Regions from separate parts of the Homo sapiens genome. Here region 1 is linked to region 2. A link is a loop called in an ENCODE intact Hi-C map of the cell type or tissue named here. Cell type or tissue: heart right ventricle. All regions are shown on one strand. Links, peaks and the distances in the headings refer to the core of each region. The heading gives the core; the rest is flanking DNA.

Region 1 (8,567 bases), core at 320-5,319, 250 kb before region 2:
TACCACCGCACAGGGACCCTGCCCGCACGCCTTGCTGGCTCTGGCGAGCCCTCTTACCTCCCAGGAGGGGGTGTCCTCTGCACAGCTGGCGGCTCCACCTCGGCTCCTACACGCAGAAGTGAAAGACACCCCGTTAACTGTTCCCAGCTCTTCCACCGGTTTTTACAACCCGGTTCTCAGTTACATTGTGTTGTTTTTGCCTCCCTCTGGGAGAAGGGTGGAGTCCCTGGTTGGGAACGTTGGCCTCTGAGGCTCCGGGGCCACGCAGTCCTAATGGAAGAGTCACACCAAGTGGTTAGTTTGCTGGTGACCCAGTTGCTAGGTGAGAGTGAGGCTCTGCTAAGTGGATTTATGTCATATAGTGACTGTCTCATTAATGATTTAGTGATGTCATGTTCTGGGCAGATGTTTCCTCTGAGCACTTCCAGGACACGGGTGGGAAGGGTGCGGTGTTGGCAGCAGGCCTCGGGAGGCTGTCGGGCCAGGAACAGCCCCATTCAGCGCTAGGCTGGGGCTAAGCAGTGAGCCCTGCTGGGAGCTGTCCGGGAGCCGTTGCTGTTTTCTTGTCAGCCCCCACACACTTGATGGGGTGGGTCCCAGGCCAGAGGGTTGCATCCTGTGGTCGTTTTCACCAAGTTTGATAGGCTTGGTTTTCCCAATATAAACCCATCCTCGACTGGGCACAGTAGCTCACGCCTGTAGTCCCAGCACTTTGGGAGGCTGAGGTGGGTGGATCACCTGAGGTCAGGAGTTTGAGACCAGCCTGGCCAACAAGGTGAAACCCCGTCTCTACTAAAAATACAAACATTAGCTGGGCTTGGTGGTTCATGCCTGTAATCCCACCTACTTGGGAGGCTGAGGCGGAAGAATCACTTGAACCCAGGAGGCGGAGGTTGCAGTGAGCCGAGATCGCACCATTGCACTCCAGCCTGGACAACTGAGCAAGACTCCATCTCAAACAAAAGAAAACCACCATCCTTCACCTCCTTTGCACACGGGCTGCTCCCCGGGTATTAGTGAGGGCCTGGTGACAACCTTCTCACTGTCTCCCTTCTCCTCCTCCGCCTCCCACCTGGGCTGCCATGGAGACCCCATCAGTCTGGACCCGCATCTGGTTGCGCTCCACCAGCTGCTAGGACTTTCCTCACAGGGGGCCATTTCCCCTCCACACAGTGGTTCTTCAGGGTGCTCCATAAAGCCTCCTATGCTTGCCACCCATTGGCCTGTTGGCTCACACTGCCACACACCATGTCCACCAGTGCCAAACACACGCAGCTCCTCTCTGAGTGCCCCCAGGGGCCAGCGCACTCTCCACCCTCCCCTCTGGAGCCATTCCCAGCTGTGCTGCGGCCGCCTGGCCCTCTCCCCGCAGCAGCCCTGCAGCCCCTGTGGTCTGGGGAGGCCAAGGTCTCCTGCAGGGCCCTGCCTGCTGGTAACGGCACAGCGACTGGGGCTGCTCAGCGACTGGGCACCCTCAGGCTGTTTGTGTGTCCCCTAATGTGAACTGTGCCCCAGTGGAGGGCCCTGGGGCACGTGAGGACCCTTTGTGAGCAGGTGGGAGCACATCCACTTTTGATTCCAGTCTCTCATTGTGGAAGACGAGGGATTTTGATCTTCACTGATTTGCCCCAGCCTGAACCATATTAGATCTCACATCCTGTGAACAATGGCGGCCTCCTGCTTTTGTCCTGAGAAGCATTCGGAGCGCTCCTCCAGTGACAGATGCAAACCCACCTTGCTTATGCTCCTGCCCGGCCGCTGGCGCTCTGTCAGCAGGAACAAGTCTAGGGGCCCATGGCGTTCCCTCAGGCCCAGGCCCACCCTGCCTGCCACTTGGCCAACATTCCCCCACAATTCCAGTTTAACTCACCTAATCTCCCCTCCCCTTCCCACCCCTCCCCTCCCCCCTCCCCTCCCCCCTTTCTTTCCTTTTTTTTTTTTTTTTTTTTTTTTTTTAGACAGAGTCTCACTCTGTTGCCCAGGCTAGTGGCACAATCTCGGCTCACAGCAACCTTTGCCTCCTGGGTTCAAGTCATTCTCATGCCTCAACCTCCCAAGAAGTAGCTGGGATTACAGGCATGCGCCACCATGCCCGGCTAGTTTTGTTTTGTTTTGTTTTGAGACGGAGTCTCACTCTGACACCCAGGCTGGAGTGCAGTGGCGTGAGCTCAGCTCACTGCAAGCTCCGCCTCCCAGGTTCATGCCATTCTCCTGCCTCAGCCTCCCGAGTAGCTGGGACTACAGGCGCCCGCCACCACGCCCGGCTAATTTTTTGTATTTTTAGTAGAGACGGGGTTTCTCTACTAAACATGTCTACATCCTGACGTGTTAGCCAGGATAGTCTTGATCTCCTGACCTTGTGATCCGCCTGCCTCAGCCTCCCAAAGTGCCGGGATTACAGGCATCAGCCACCGTGCCTGGCCTAGTTTTGTATTTTTAGTAGAGATGGGGTTTCACTATGTTGGCCAGGCTGGTCTTGAACTCCAGACCTCAAGTGATCCGCCAGCCTCCATCTCCCAAAGTGCTGGGATTACAGGCATGAGCTACCGTGCCCGGCTTCCAGCCAAATGTTTTTGAGTGATGGCATCAGTGTTCTTAGAGATGTGCCTCTCTAAGGATGACGGAGCTGGTGAGAGGCTAGAGGGAGATCTGGCAGTGCAGGCCACAATGTGAACTCAGGCGGTGCCCTAGGGACGGGAGGAGGGGAGTTGTGCACAGGGAGCCTGCACACCGGGTGGAAGGGGATCTGCAGAGACGAGCAGTTCTCAGTGGCCCAGTAGGGGGCGTGTGTTAAACGGGGTTTGAGCCCTGAATGTAGAAGGAGGTAAACTGCAAAGCTGCAGTAACAAACGTGCTTTTCAGAAGCTGTTCAGAAAGGCCACGCTACTCATGGTTATGAATAATGCTGCCTCGAGGCCATGGCTGAATAGCAAGAACGTCACCAGGCAGCTTCCCTTCCTGCATCTTGTACTGGTTAAAATGAAATCAGAACTTTTTGTTTTTTTGGGACGGAGTCTTGCTCTGTTGCCCAGGCTGGAGTGCAATGGCGTAATCTTGGTTCACTGCAACCTCCACCTCCCAGGTTCCAGTGATTCTCCTGTCTCAGCTGGGATTACAGGCGCCCGCCACCATGCCCAGCTAATTTTTGTATTTTTAGTAGAGATGGGGTTTCACCATCTTGGCCAGGCTGGTCTTGAACTCCTGACCTGGTGGTCCACCCACCTTGGCCTCCCAAAGTGCTGGGATTACAGGCGTGAGCCACCACGTCCAGCCTGATAGCTCTTTTTTTTTTGAGACAGGGTCTGGCTCTGTCATCCAGGCTGGAGCGCAGTGGTATGATCACAGCTCACTGCAGCCTTGACCTCCTGGGGTGATCCTCCCACCTCAGCCTCCCAAGCAGCTGGGATTACAGGTGCATGCTACCACACCCTGCTGATTTTTATTTATTTTATTTTATTTTGTTTTTTGAAACAGAGTCTCATTCTGTCACCCAGGCTGGAGTGCAGTGGTGTGGTCTCGGCTCACTGCAACTTCTGCCTTCTGGGTTCAGTCGATTCTCCCACCTCAGCCTCCTAAGTAGTTGAGATTACAGGCACATGCCACCACGTGCGGCTAACTTTTGTATTTTTAGTAGTGACAGGGTTTCACTATGTTGGCCAGGCTGGTCTCAAACTCCTGACCTTGTGCTCCACCTGCCTCGGCCTCCCAGGGTGCTGGGATTACAGGCATGAGCCACCGTGCCTGGCTGCTAATTTTTTATTTTTTTGTAGCGACAGGGTCTCACCATGTTACCCAGGCTGGTCTTGAACTCTTGGCCTCAAGCAATTGGCCTGCCTTGGCCTCCCAAAGTGCTGGGATTACAAACGTGAACCACTGCTCCCCTGAAGTAGTATCTCATTATGGTTTTGATTTGCATTTTTTCTGACAGCTGATGATGTTGAGTATCTTTTCATGTGCTTATTGGCCATTCGTATGCCTTCCTGGGAGAAACTGTTTTGATTTATTTATTTATTTTTTTCTTGAGACAGGGTCTTACTCCATCACCTAGGCTGGAGTGCAGTGGCACAATCACAGCTCCCTACAGCCTCAACCTCCCAGGCTCAGGCGATCCTCCCACTTCAGCCTCCTGAGCAGCTAGAACTACAGGCATGTGCCACCATGCCCAGCTAATTTTTTGTATTTTTTGTAGAGATGGGGTTTTGCCATGTTGCCCAGGCTGGTTTCAAACTCCTGGGCACGGCTGGGTGCGGTGGCTCACGCCTGTAATCCCAGCACTTTGGGAGGCCGAGGCAGATGGATCATGAAATCAAGACCATCCTGGCTAACACGGTGAAACCCCGTCTCTACTAAAAATACAAAAAATTAGCCGGGTATGGTGGCAGGCGCCTGTAGTCCCAGCTACTTGGGAGGCTGAGGCAGGAGAATGGTGTGAACCCGGGAGGCAGAGCTTGCAGTGAGCTGAGATCACGCCACTGCACTCCAGCCTGGGTGACAGAGCGAGACTCCATCTCAAAAAAAAAAAAAAAAAAGAAAAACTCCTGGGCTCACATGATCCGCCCACCTTGGCCCCCCAAAGGATTACAGGCAGGGGCCACTATGCCCAGCCGCATTTTTAAAGGGGTGATTTTTGTACTGCTCATAGGAAATCATGACTCCTCTCTAATTCTGTGGTAGAAGGCATCATTGCCTCTTCTATAAAGCCTTTCCTGGTGACTCTAGTCTCCAATGGTCTCTCCTTTCTCTTACATTTTATTATTATTTTAAAAAATATTAGAGATGGGGGTCTTGTTATGTTGCATAGGGTGGTCTGGAACTCCTGGGCTCCAGGGATCCTCCCATCTCAGCCTCCTGAAGTGCTGGGATTACAGGCATGAGTCACCACGCCCAGCCTCTCTTGCATTTTAAAGCATAAATCAGATTCTATCAGAGCCCTAATGCCCTCCAAAAGCCTCCCCTGGAACATAAATAAAATCAAGTTCCTCGCCTCTCTGGCCTCCCCCTCCACCCCCTCCCTTCTGCCCTTGCTGGTTTTGCTGGAGACACAGCAATCTTCAAGCGTCATGCCCCTCCCTGCCTCAGGGCCTTTGCATGGCAGGCCCCTCTACTAGAATTCTCCTCCCCCATCTCTGCAGGCCTGGCTCTTTTCATCACTTGGAGCAGCCTATCCTGTCTGCCACCTTCCCAGAGAGGCTCTCCTTTTTTTTTTTTTTGAGACTGAGTCTCATTCTGTCACCCAGGCTGGAGTGCAGTGACATGATCTTGGCTCACTGCAACCTCTGCCTGCCGGGTTCAAGCAATTCTCCTGTTTCAGCCTCCTGAGTAGCTGGGATTACAGGCACTCACCACCATGCCTGACTAATTTTAGTATTTCTAGTAGAAACGGGGTTTTACCATGTTGGTCAGGCTGGTCTCGAACTCCTGACCTCAGGTGCTCCACCTGCCCTCAGCCTCCCAAAGTGCTGGGATTACAGGCGTGAGCCACCATGCCCGGTCCCAGAGAGGCTCTCCTGGTGATCCCTCTAGCCCCACTTTATTACCACCTTCTTCCGTTTTCTCCAAAGCACTCATATCCCTGAGATGATCCGGGTCAGGCATGTGCCTCTGTGCTTTCTCCCCGGCACAGCCTCCAGCTCCGCGTGCCTCTGCCTGGCCCCAGCCTGACACATGCGTGCAGCACTGATACGTGATGGCCGAACGACTGTGGGAACCAGGCCGTCTACTCATTTGGGATGGTCCTTGTCCTCCTGCTGTGTCGCTCTTATTGCCTGGGTCTTTGCTATCCACCCCCAGGCTGAGATAAGGAGGAACTGGAGGGCAAGGGCCGAGATCTGTCCTCCACTCCCAGGCAACGCTGGTCATTTGTCGAAGCATTTATGGACAATGTCAGAGCAGCAAAAATGGAGGGAGAGCAGCAGGCGGGCGAGGGATGATTGGGAAATCAAAGACATTTAGTCTTAAGAGGGATGATTTAGGTGTAACACAAAGGAGTTCAGGGACTGTTAGGTGATGAGGGGCAATTCGTGATGTGCATGTGTTTCTGGGGGCCGAGGTGAGGAGCAGAGCACAGAAGGAATGGGTGAGGGGCGCTGTTTCCACAGAGGGAGGGAGTGCTGGAGACAGGGAAGCCCCTTTGGCCTTTTGGGGTCTTTCCAGCACAGCCGCAGAAATCACACTCAGACAGGTGTAGGTGAAGGGCTCAATTACACTCACGGGCCCCAGAGAGGAAGGCCAGCCCCCATGTAGGGGGCTGGATGGGAGGAGCCCACAGGGAGCAGGCCCACCTAGCAGGTTCGGGGCCAAGAGAGCTTGAGGGCCTGAGGACCCACAGGCAAGTGCCTTTCCTGGGGGGTCAGGGCGGGGGGCACTAGCCAGAGACGTGAGCAGATCTCACTGGTGTGTTTCAAAGTGACTGGGTGACCCTCAGGGGAAGGCTGGAAGGGAACCTGGAGCAGGGACCAGGCTTATTCCACGGGGCTGCCTGGCTGCCAGGGTGGGGTGCTCTCAGCCTGTGTGTGGGCATGTTGAGGTGTCAGGGCAATAGGAAGGGTTAAAAATGGGCTAATCTCTTGCTGGGCACGGTGGCTGACGCCTGTAATCCTAGCACTTTGGGAGGCCGAGGTGGGCGGATCACGAGGTCAGGAGATAGAGACCATCCTGGCTAACATGATGAAACCCCGTCTCTACTAAAAATACGAAAAAATTAGCCGGGCGTGGAGGTGTGTGCCTGTAGTTCCAGCTGCTGGGGGTGCTGAGGCAGGAGAATGGCGTGAACCCGGGAGTCGGAGCTTGCAGTAAGCCAAGATCGCGCCACTGCACTCCAGCCTGGGCGACAGAGCAAGACTCCATCTCAAAAAAAAAAAAAAAAAGGCTAATCTCGGCCGGGCGCGGTGGCTCATGCCTATAATCCCAACATTTTGGGGGGCCGAGGCAGGTGGATCACCTGAGGTTAGGAGTACAAGAAGAGCCTGACCAAGATGGAGAAACCCCGTCTCTACTAAAAATACAAAACTAGTCAGGCGTGGTGCTGCATGCCTGTATCCCAGCTACTCGGGAGGCTGAGGCAGGAGACTCGCTTGAACCCAGGAGGCAGAGGTTGTGGTGAGCCAGGATCACACCATTGAATTCCAGCCTGGGCAACAAGAGCGAAACTCCGTCTCAAAAAAAAAAAAAAAAAAAAGGGCTAATCTCGAACTCCTGGACTCAAGCGAATCCTCCCACCTCAACCTCCCAACGTGCTGAGATTACAGGCATGAGCCACCATGCTTAGCCGAGTGTTAGGGGCCAGGGGATGTCTCCATTAGCGTTGCCTGGGTATAGAGTGGTCCATCTTGTGAGGTAATGAGTCTCCTGTCAAGGGCAAGTTCAAGCAGAGGGCAGATTCCCCCAGGGGTGCATAGAAGGGACACATGGAAAAGATGTCCTTTCTGCCTCTGAGTGCCCTCAGCTGAAGGTATGTGCTGCACTGACCCAGCTTTCAGGGGAGACCCAGATTTTGCTCTGGGACTTCTGGGATGGGGAAAGAGCCACTTCAGGGGCAGGGAGGAAAGACAGCACCAGCCTGGGAACTGAACGGCATGGAGAAGCCAGGGCGAGGACAGGCCAAGCTCCGTGGCCCTGAGAAGGAATTTCTGCTCACTTGTTGCTTTGTTGAATGTTTCTCCCCCGGCCGGGCGCGGTGGCTCACGCCTGTAATCCCAGCACTTTGGGAGGCCAAGGCGGGCGGATCACGAGGTCAGGAGATCGAGACCATCCCGGCTAAAACGGTGAAACCCCGTCTCTACTAAAAATACAAAAAAAATTAGCCGGGCTTAGTGGCGGGCGCCTGTAGTCCCAGCTACTTGGGAGGCTGAGGCAGGAGAATGGCGTGAACCCGGGAGGCGGAGCTTGCAGTGAGCCGAGATCCCGCCACTGCACTCCAGCCTGGGCAGGAGCTTGTCATCACAGTCCCCTCAGTAGCCCCAGTGTGCAGAATGGTGCTGGACACCTCCAGCTAAAAAGCCTGGGCTCTGTAATTAGGAGTCCGTGGAGGCGCTCCCTGCCCACCTACTGGCTGTGTGAGCTCAGGTTGGCTCCTTCACCTCTCTGAGTCTATTTCCTTACAGATGGTGACATGAGAGTAATGGCTATTCCTACCTCCCAGGTGGCTGAGCTTGTGCACCTGTGCCTGGGTCTGGTTGCTTTCCTGCTATTGTTAGCCGCCATGAAGGCATACCTGCTGTTGGGTGCTGCCCCTCCCCTCCCATGGTTCCCCGGGCAGGCAGTTTTCAGACCCTGCCCACCACCTGCCGGCTTGTGGAGAACAGCCCAGCTGGTAGAGCTGGAACATGGGCCAGTGCCAAGGGAGGGTGAGCTTGGGACTAGCAGAACCCTGGGCTGGAAGAAGGCTGAGTCACAGCCATAAGGTCAGGGGTGTGTCGTGGTGACAGGACATCCACTTCCAGCCTGGAGGGTGCCATGTCTCACATTTGGCACATTTGGGCAAGTGAGCCCAAGCAGAAAGGCTTTGGCAAAGAAAGGAGACAGGAGGGCAGCTGGAAAATTTTGACTAACGGCTGTCAAGGAATCCC
Region 2 (10,547 bases), core at 2,183-7,182:
GAACTCTCACCTCCAGATCCTTCAGGTTAGCAGACGATGCAGGCCCTCCCCTTTGACAGATGTTGTTGACTACGAGAGAGGAGATTGCACCTGAGATGTTCTGTCCCCCAGTGTCTAAGCCCTCTGACTTCCTTTCTTCCCCATCAACTGGCAACATTTACTTTTCTGCCTAACTTGGACCCTTCGTCCCGTAACCCCTTTGTGCCAACGTCTCTCATGGTTCTTACCTCCCCACCATCCCTCCCTCCCGAGCAACTCTCATCCGGTTCTTCTGCGGCAGCATAAAATGATGCAGCCAGTCACGGGGTCCACCTCCTCCCTGTGAACAGCTTCCAGGGAGAAGGCTCAGGGAAGAGGTGACTTCCTCAACACTGCCCAGCAAATCGGCTGGTCCCAGGATCTCCCCTCTCTCTCGTGAATCCCTGCCTCAGTTTCTATCATACTTTCCTTCCCCCCGCACCCCCCTCAATTCCTGAGGTACCTCACAAACAAGACTATTGAGTTGTTGGGAGAGTTGTCGCAGGCTCTCCGTCGATGAGAAAGTCCTGGAGGTGGAGACACAGGGGTGAGGGATGCAGGTGGCTCGATGGGAAAGGAGGTCATGAGCAGTGGCTTCCCTGACTCCCTTGGCCTAGAGACTGCTGCCCCGATGGGAGACACTTGGTTTCATCCATGAGATTGAGGCCAGTGTCAGCATCATGATTCTGTGTGGGAAGAAACATATGAGGTGGTCATTCAATTTCTGGTAAGAATCACCCAGGACGGGGTGAGCCAAGCTCCCAAGCTCATTCCAACAATCTTCCGTCTCCCCAGACCACAAGGAAAAGCCCAGTGTGAGCCTTCCACCAGCCCGGTCCCAGGAAGGGCACTTGGCACTAGGGAACAAGCTACCTGTGAAAGGAGAGGAGAATCCATAGTAAGTACAGGAGGGCAGTGGGCAGATGGGGGGGAGGCTCCCACCTGAGGTGCCGCCATGCTACTGAGACTGGCACCAGGGGAATGGACACTGCCAGGTAACATGGTGTCATCAGATGGCTGCAGAGAAGCAGCATGGTCTTTGGGCGTCTGTCATATGACAGAGCAGGGGGTTAGGGGGCCATGCAGGAGAGAAGGTTCCTCAGTGCCATGGACGCAAGCAATTCCCCTGCCTCAGCCTCCCGAGTAGCTGAGATTACAGGCGCCCGCCACCATGCCCGGCTAATTTTTGTATTTTTAGTAGAGACGGGGTTTTGCCATATTATCCAGGCTGGTCTTGAACTCCTGACCTTAGGTGATCTGCTCGCCGTGGCCTCCCAAAGTGCTGGGATTACAGGAGTGAGCCACTGCACCCGGCCTGAGTATGAGTCTTAGAAAAGGAATCAGATATGGCAGGCAGGATATTCTAGACAAGGCAAATACGGCACTAGAAAAGCTATAGAGAAGCAAGTCAGTCATGGCATGAGTCCACACCCACGTTTAACAGGACCAGATCACTGTTACTAAGCTAAGGGTGGGAAAAAGCAACAGAGGAAAAGCTGCAAACACAAGCCAAAGCTGTTCCTAGTTGACATCTGAAGCCCAACGAATGTGATCAAAACAAAGCACTTCGGTTTTGTTTGGGTTTGCTGCCACTAGGACACGGTATAAAGTCAGATATTCACATTCATACCATTTTCTGCATTCTTCAGTATCTGTCAGTGTGTTTAAGTCTTTTTTTTTTTTTTTTTTTTTTTTTTTTTTTTTTTGAGACAGCGTCTTGCTCTGTCACCCAGACTGGAGTGCAGTGGCACGATCTCGGCTCACTGTAAGCTCTGCCTCACGGGTTCACGCCATTCTGCCTCAGCCTACCGAGTAGCTGGGACTACAGGCACCCGCCACCACACCCGGCTAATTTTTTTGTATTTTTAGTAGAGACGAGGTTTCACCGTGTTAGCCAGGATGGTCTTGATCCTCTGACCTCGTGATCCGCCCACCTCGGCCTCCCAAAGGGCTAGGATTACAGGTGTGAGCCACCACGCCCAGGCTGTTTTTGTTTTTTGAGACACAGTCTCACTCTGTCACCCAGACTGGAGTGCAGTGGCGTGATCTTGGCTCACTGCAACTTCTGCCTCCTGGGTTCAAGAGATTCTTGTGCCTCAGCCTCTCAAGTAACTGGAACTACAGGTGTGAGCCACCACAACTGGCTAATTTTTGTATTTTTAGTAGAGACAGGGCTTTGCCATGTTGGTCAGGCTAGTCTTGAATTCCTGACCTCAGATGATCCACCCACCTCAGCCTCCCACCTCGCCCAGCCATGTTTAAGTGCTTTGAATACACAACTTTTTAAAAAGTCAAGACACACTATGAGAAACTTTTTCCGAAGAAAATGATCCAAAAAGCAGAGTGAGAGTCAATGCATGGTGATAGGCAGTATAGAAGTGGTTTTCTAGGCCAGGCGCAGTGGCTCACGCCTGTAATCCCAACACTTTGGGAGGCCGAGGCGGGTGGATCACCTGAGGTCAGGAGATCAAGACCATCCTGGCTAACACAGTGAAACCCCGTCTCTACTAAAAATACAAAAAATTAGCCAGGCGTGTTGGTGGGTGCCTGTAGTCCCAGCTACTCGGGAGGCTGAGGCAGGAGAATGGCGTGAACCCGGGAAGCGGAGCTTGCAGTGAGCCGAGATCGCGCCACTGCACTCCAGCCTGGGTGACAGAGCAAGACTGCGTCTCAAAAAAAAAAAAAAAAAAGTGGTTTTCTATTCCCTCCTTCCGCACCAGGGAAAAAGAATATTAATGTGTTTTCACAACAATCTATATGGAGGAGAAGAATTTAAATTCCTGTCAAGGATGAATTTGAAATAATCTTTTCATGGACTCTCATTTTTTATTTTCTGGGTTTTTTTTTTTTTTTTTTTTTGTGAGACTCACTCTGTTACCCAGGCTGGAGTGGATAGGAGTCACGTCACACTTCTCTAGCTGTAAGGACTCTAGGAGAGCAAGTATCTGCTCTTCTTGGCTTCCTTAGTCGGGGGCAGAACCTGTTTTTTTTTTTTTTTTTGCCAAAAGTCATGCAATGGGCCGGGTGCGCTGGTTCACGCCTGTAATCCCAGCACTTTGGGAGGCTGAGTTAGGTGGATCACCTGAGGTCGGGAGTTCGAGACCAGCCTGACCAACATGGTGAAACCCCATCTCCTCTAAAAATACAAAAATTAGCCAGGCGTGGTGGCGGGTGCCTGTAATCCCAGCTACTCAGGAGGCTGAGGCAGGAAAATTGCTTGAACCCAGGAGATGGAGGTTGCAGTGAGCCAAGATCACACCATTGCACTCCAGCCTGGGCAACAGTGAAACTCAGTCTCAAAAAAAAAAAAGTGGGGGGGCATGCAATGGAGCTTTCCCCAATGTATTCGTCACTTGTTGAACTGCTATAAAGAAATACCTGAGACTGGGTAATTTATAAGGAAAAGAGCTTTAATTGGCTCATGGTTCTGCAGGCTGTACACAAAGCATAGTGGCTTCTGCTTCTGGGGAGGCCTCAAGGAGCTTCAAAGCAGAAGGCAGAAGGCAAGTGGGAGCATGAGTCTTCCATGGCAAGCGCAGGACTGAGAGAGAGAGACAGGAGGTGTTATCCACTTTTAAACAGCCAGATCTCGTGAGATCTCACTATCCAGTACCAAGAGAGATGGTACTAATCCATTCACGAGAACTCTGCCCCATGATCCAATGGCCTTCCCCCGAGCCCTACCTGGAACACTGGGGATTACAACAGATCATGAGACTTGGGTGGGGATTCAGATCCAATCCATATCACCCAGACAAAATGTTTACTTGTATCATTAACTATTAGGCAGCCATGCATGTGCAGAACCTCACAGAGGTCATGACTGGTCTGAAAGGATGTTTAAGAAATGGCCAGAGCCGGGCGCAGTGGCTCACGCCTGTAATCCCAGCACTTTGGGAGGCCGAGGTGGGCGGATCACGAGGTCGGGAGATCGAGACCATCCTGGCTAACATGGTGAAACCCCATCTCTACTAAAAATACAAAAAAATTAGCCGGGCATGGTGGCGGGCATCTGTAGTCCCAGCTACTCCGGGAGGCTGAGGCAGGAGAGAGAGGCGTGAACCCGGGAGGCGGAGCTTGCAGTGAGCCGAGATCGTACCACTGCACTCCAGCCTGGGCGACAGAGCGAGACTCTGTCACAAAAAAAATAAAAAATAAGAAATGGCCAGTATATCGGTCAGGATACGATACATTATGCTGCAGGAACAAATGACTCCAACATCTCAGCAGCTTACGGAGATAAAGGTTTACTTCTCATTCAGGTCCACTGTAGATGGCCAATATTTTCACGTTGGGACCCAAGCTGATGAAACAGCCTCTAGAACATGACTGATCTCATAGCAGGGAAAAAGAAAAACAAACCAAAAACCCCACAGCAAGTCACATTCTGGCTCTTGAAGCTTCTGCTTGGAAGTGACAAACATAACTTCTGCCCATATACTATTGGCTAAAACAAATTATGTCTCCAAACCTGATTTCTGTGGAGCAGGAAGTGTGATATTACCCCAGGGATGGGCAATTAATATTTTTGAAACAGAATAGGAATATTTTGAATAGAATGCTTCAGTAGGCCAGGTGTGGTGGCTCACGCATGTAATCCCAGCACTTTGGGAGGCTGAGGCAGGTGGATCACCTGAGGTCGGGAGTTCGAGACCAGCCTCACCAACGTGAAGAAACCGTGTCTACTAAAAATACAAAATTAGCCAGGCTTAGTAGCGCATGCCTGTAATCCCAGCTACTTGGGAGGCTGAGGCAGGAGAATCGCTTGAACCCAGGAGGCAGAGGTTGCAGTGAGCCAAGATTGCGCCACTGCACTCCAGCCTGGGCAACAGAGCTAGACTTTGTCTCAAAAAATAAATTAAAAAAATAAATATAATAATAAAAAAGAGAAAAGTTAAATAGCACAGATATTATGTGAAATAATTAAAAATTAGACTTATTAAAATGTGTATTCTTCAGAAAAAGACCCTTAACACAGTATCAGAGATAGATATTGCTAAGGAACTGAATAATGTAAGTGGCTAGGGAAGACAGCAACGCTCAGAGATGTGTCCCCTGGGGCAACATGGTTCCACAGCAGATATGGCTGTTGGGATCCAGATTACAGCATTCTTGTGAGGCTCTAATCCCTAGTGCCCAGCCCCTTCCTCCAGCCATCCTTGAGAAGTAAAAACAGGAAGGCAGCAATGTAACAGAAGACAATACATGCGATAAAGTACTTGAAAGCCAGTAAGCGCCATCTAGTGGCAAGGGGATGATTTTTTCCCATTTTGTATGTACTGTCAAATTCAAACTGCATAGGACAATTTGCATTCCTATCAGCAGGGTGTGAGAGTTGCCAATGTTTTTGTTTTTGTGTGTTTTTTTGTTTTGTTTTGATTTTTGAGATGCAATTTCACTCTTGTCGCCCAGGCTAGAGTGCAGTGGCGTGATCTCGGCTCACTGCAACCTCCGCCTCCCAGGTTCAAGCGATTCTCCTGCCTCAGCCTCCCAAGTAGCTGGGATTACAGGCACCCACCACCATGCCCAGCTAATTTTTGTATTTTTAGTAGAGATGGGGTTTCACCACATTGGCCAGGCTGGTTTCAAACTCCTGACCTCAGGTGATCCTCCTGCCTCGGCCTCCCAAAGTGCTGGGATTACAGGTGTGAGCGACCGTGCCTGGCAGTTTACAGTATTCTACCTTGTCACTAAGCTTGCTAAGTTCAGACTCACTAAGTTTTCTCATTTTAATGAATACAGAATAGTATTTCTGATAAACTGATAGTAAGATTTAGAGGCTTATTGCTGGGCATGGTGGCTCACGCTTGTAATCCCAGCACTTTGGGAGGCCAAGGCGGGCGGATCAGATGAGGTCGGGAGTTCGAGGTCAGCCTGACCAACATGGAGAAACCCGTCTCTACTAAAAATACAAAATTAGCTGGGTGTTGTGGCGCATGCCTGTAATCCCAGCTACTTGGGAGGCTGAGGCAGGAGAATCGCTTGAACCCGGGAAACAGGTTGCGGTGAGCTGAAATCACGCCATTGCACTCCAGCATGAGCAACAAGAGCAAAATTCTGTCTCAAAAAAAAAAAAGAGAGATTTAGAGGCTTGCTTCTGATTCCATTTTTAAAATGTATTTATTTAGGCCAGGTGCAGTGGCTCACGCCTGTAATCCCAGCACTTTAGGAGGCTGAGGCAGGCGGATCACCTGAGGTCCGGAGTTCGAGACCAGCCTGACCAACATGGTAAAACCTTGTCTCTACTAAAAATACAAAAATTGCCAGGCGCGGTGGCTCACGCCTGTAATCCCAGCACTTTGGGAGGCCGAGACGGGCGGATCACAAGGTCAGGAGATCGAGACCATCCTGGCTAACACGGTGAAACCCCGTCTCTACTAAAAATACAAAAAAATTAGCCAGGCGTGGTGGCGGGCGCCTGTAGTCCCAGCTACTCGGGAGGCTGAGGCAGGAGAATGGCGTGAACCCAGGAGGCGCAGCTTGCAGTGAGCGGAGATCGTGCCACTGCACTCCAGCCTGGGCGACAGAGCAAGACTGTCTCAAAAAAAAAAAAAAATACAAAAAATACAAAAATTAGCCGAGCGTGGTGGCAGGCGCCTGTAATCCCAGATACTTGGGAGACTGAGGCAGGAGACTGAGGCAGGAGAATTGCTTGAACCCAGCAGGCAGAGGTTGTGGCGAGCTGAGATCGCGCCATTGCACTCCAGCCTGGGCAAAAAGAGCGAAAAGTCCATCTCAAAAAAAAAAAAATTATTTATTTAGGTAAGGATATATATGTATACTGTATTTTTTTTTTATACGAGTCTTGCTCTGTTGCCCAGGCTGGAATCCAATGGCATGATCTCAGCTCACTGCCGACTCTGCTTCCCAGATTCAAGTGATTCTCCTGCCGCAGCTTCCTGAGTAGCTGGGACTACAGGCGTGTACCACCACCCCCAGCTAATTTTCTATATTTTTAGTACAGGCGGGGTTTTACCATGCTGGCCAGGCTGGTCTCGAACCCCTGACCACAGGTGATCCGCCCGCCTCGGCCTCCCAAAGTGCTGGGATTACAGGTATGAGCCACTGCTTCCAGCCACTTTATATATGTATACTCTATTCTCTATGTACTTCCGATGGTACCACATCAAGAGGCACATAATGTCTTGTTATCAATCAAATGTTGTTCAAATGTGGTTGGCCTGATTCATCAATAGATACAGTAATAAGGTTTCTTATCTATCTTTCACCCAATGGTTTTAGAAACCACTGATGATTGGCTGGGCGCTGTGGCTCACGCCTGTAATCCCAGCACTTAAGAGGCCGAGGGGAGCAGATCACGAGGTCAGGAGTTCGAGACCATCCTGGACAACATGGTGAAACCCTGTCTCTACTAAAAATACAAAAAGTAGCTAGGTGTTATGGCGTGGGCCTATAGTCCCAGCTACTTGGGAGGCTGAGGCAGGAGAACTCTTTAGAACCCAGAAAGTGGAGGTTGCAGTGAGCCAAGTTTGCACCACTGCACTCCAGCCTGGCAACAGAGCGAGACTCCGTCTAAAAAAAAAAAAAAACAACAACAACACTGATGATTATTACTTAGATTCATCATTTCATAAAGGATTTGAAAAAAATAGTAATTTTCTAATTTTATTATTCCTTCTGCATTTATTTATTTATTTATTTTGAGATGGAGTTTCACTCTTGTTGCCCAGACTGGAGTGCAATGGCACGATCTCGGCTCACTGCAACCTCTGCCTCCCAGGTTCAAGCGATTCTCCTGCCTCAGCCTCCCAAGTAGCTGGGATTACAAGCATGAGCCACCACAAGCGGCTTATTTTTGTATTTTTAGTACAGACGGGGTTTCACTATGCTGGTCAGGCTGGTCTCGAACTTCTGACCTCAGGTGATCCACCTGCCTTGGCCTCCCAAAGTGCTGGGATTACAGGCATGAGCCACCATGCCCGGTCAGAAATTGCTCTTAAAGAAGACAGATTTTCTATTTTGGCTTTAGAAGAAATATGTCATTTTTATGGATAACTTAACTATTGACTAAAATATAGAATGACCCACAACTAGAGTTGAAAAGAATTTCAGAGACAAAGGATTCTGATCCCATCATATAACAAATTCAGGCTTTTGGGCTCAAAAAAGCCAAGTAGCCTCTTCCCCTCCCTGGCACCGCTGGGCCTGCAGGTCTCTGTCGAGCCGCGGACGCGGGTCTCTGTTCCGCTGGATGGGGTTTGTTAAAGTTGTTAAGAATAAGGCCTACTTTAACAGATACCAAGTGAAATTTAGAAGACGACGAGAGGGTAAAACTGATTACTATGCTCGGAAACGCTTGGTGATACAGGATAAAAATAAATACAACACACCCAAGTATAGGATGATTGTTCGTGTAACTGACAGAGATATCATTTGTCAGATTGCTTATGCCCGTATAGAGGGGGATATGATAGTCTGCGCGGCATATGCACACGAACTGCCAAAATACGGTGTGAAGGTTGGCCCGACAAATTATGCTGCTGCATATTGTACTGGCCTGCTGCTGGCCCGCAGGCTTCTTGATAGGTTTGGCATGGACAAGATCTATGACGGCCAAGTGGAGGTGACTGGCGATAAATACAATGTGGAAAGTACTGATGGTCAGCCAGGTGCCTTCACCTGCTGTATGGATGCAGGTCTTGCCAGAACTACCACTGGCAATAAAGTTTTTGGCGCCCTGAAGGGAGTTGTGGATGGAGGCTTGTCTGTCCCTCACAGCACCAAATGATTCCCTGGTTATGATTCTGAAAGCAAGGAATTTAATGCAGGAGTACACCAGAAGCACTTCATGGGCCAGAATGTTGCAGATTACATGCGCTACTTAATGGAAGAAGATGACGATGCTTACAAGAAACAGTTCTCTCAATACATAAAGAACAGCGTAACTCCAGACATGATGGAGGAGATGTATAAGAAAGCTCATGCTGCTATACGAGAGAATCCAGTCTATGAAAAGAAGCCCAAGAAAGAAGTTAAAAAGGAGAGGTGGAACCTTCCCAAAATGCCCCTTGCTCAGAAGAAGGATCAGGTAGCTCAAAAGAAGGCAAGCTTCCTCAGAGCTCAGGAGCGGGCTGCTGAGAGCTAAACCAAACAATTTTCTATGATGATTTTTCAGATACAGACAATAAACTTAGGGCCAGCAAAAAAAAAAAAAAAAAGCCAAGTAATTAACTTGAAGTCACATCATTTATGAGAAACAAGCTTGCCCTTAACTATAATTGGCATCGTAGTCAATGTATAAACCTTACGGAGAACATTATCCAGAAAACTGGGAGGTATAACATTCATCTTTTTTTTTTTTTTTTTGAGATAGAGTCTCGCACTGTCGCCTGGGCTGGAGTGCAGTGGCTCAATCTTGGCTCACTGCAACCTCCGTCTCCTGGGTTCAAGCGATTCTCCTGCCTCAACCTCCCAAGTAGCTGGGATTACAGGCACCCACCACCACACCCAGCTAATTTTTTGTATTTTTAGTAGAGACAGGGTTTCACCATGTTGGCCAGGCTGAGCTCGAACTCCTGACCTTGTGATTCGCCTGCCTCGGCCTCCCAAAGTGCTGGGATTACAGGTGTGAGCCACCGCGCCTGGCCTATAACATTAGTCTTTATAACAATTCCACTACATTTAAATGATACAGGAAGTTGAATGCATTGCATCAAAATCAAGGTACTGGGCCAGGTGTGGTGGCTCACGCCAGTAATCTCAATACTTTGGGAGGCCAAGGCAGGTGGATCACTTGAGGTCAGGAGTTCGAGACCATCCTGGCCAACATGGCAAAACCCAGTCTCTACTAAAAACACAAAAATTAGCCGGGCATGGTGGCATGTGCCTGTAGTCCCAGCTACTTGGGAGGCTGAGGCAGGAGAATTGCTTGAACTCAGGAGGCGGAGGTTGCAGTGAGCCAATATCGCACCACTGCACTCCAGCCTGGGGGACAGAGTAGACTCTGTCTCAAAAAATAATGATAAAATAAAAATAAAAATAAACAAATGGTACAGGAAGTGGAATGCATTGCAGCAAAGTCAAGGTACTGGGCCGGGCACAGGGGCTCACGCCTGTAATCCCAGCCTTTGCCTGAGTTCTTGTCCTGTGTCCAGGAAGAATGAGGTACACAGACAAGTGGAGGGTGAGCAAGACAAAGAAAAGCTCTACTGAATCTTAGGACAGCTCAGAGGAGACCCGCAGTGGGCAGCTCCTCTCTGTAAGCAGGTCATCTCCTCCAGTGTTCAGCTCTCCATAGGGAGGAGGCCCTGGAGGCCCTGGAGTGGGTGGCTCCACTCTGCAGGCAGGTCCCTGTTGACTTCCCAGCTCTCAGTAGAGAAGGTAGCTCCTCTCTGCAGCTGGTCATCCAGTCTCCAGTTGTTTCTCCATCCTCTGCCTTGCTCTGGCTGAGACTGGGGTGTTTACGGACCTCAGAGAGGAGGAAATGCATGCCAGTTGGTGCATGGGCACCCAGAAGAGGTACCACAGGTCCCCACTCTGGTCTGTGGATCTGGCAGCCCAGCCTTCAG

The links. Peaks named below come from ENCODE experiments on the same cell type or tissue, not always from the same donor. Only the 100,000 strongest peaks of a DNase experiment are listed, where the experiment ranks them.
Region 1: a loop joins it to region 2, with 2.6 times the contacts of the local background. A loop is called at or near these places in 18 of 110 quality-filtered maps.

What each region holds. Positions count from the first base shown.
Region 1 is chr22:43,028,260-43,036,826 of GRCh38, reverse strand. No RefSeq gene overlaps it. Among named protein-coding and RNA genes, the nearest start is that of TTLL1-AS1, 6.0 kb to the left of the region's middle. RefSeq lists an enhancer at 2,279-2,780. In heart right ventricle, for the core only: CTCF peaks have their summits at 2,567 and 2,769 (motif pointing right); DNase peaks (open chromatin) are centred at 456 and 2,776; H3K4me3 peaks cover 41 bases; H3K27ac peaks cover 287 bases.
Region 2 is chr22:42,774,980-42,785,526 of GRCh38, reverse strand. It overlaps the pseudogene RPL5P34 and the pseudogene GOLGA2P4. Among named protein-coding and RNA genes, the nearest start is that of A4GALT, 59 kb to the right of the region's middle. RefSeq lists a silencer at 5,301-5,350. In heart right ventricle, for the core only: a CTCF peak has its summit at 5,279 (motif pointing left); a DNase peak (open chromatin) is centred at 5,186; H3K27ac peaks cover 431 bases.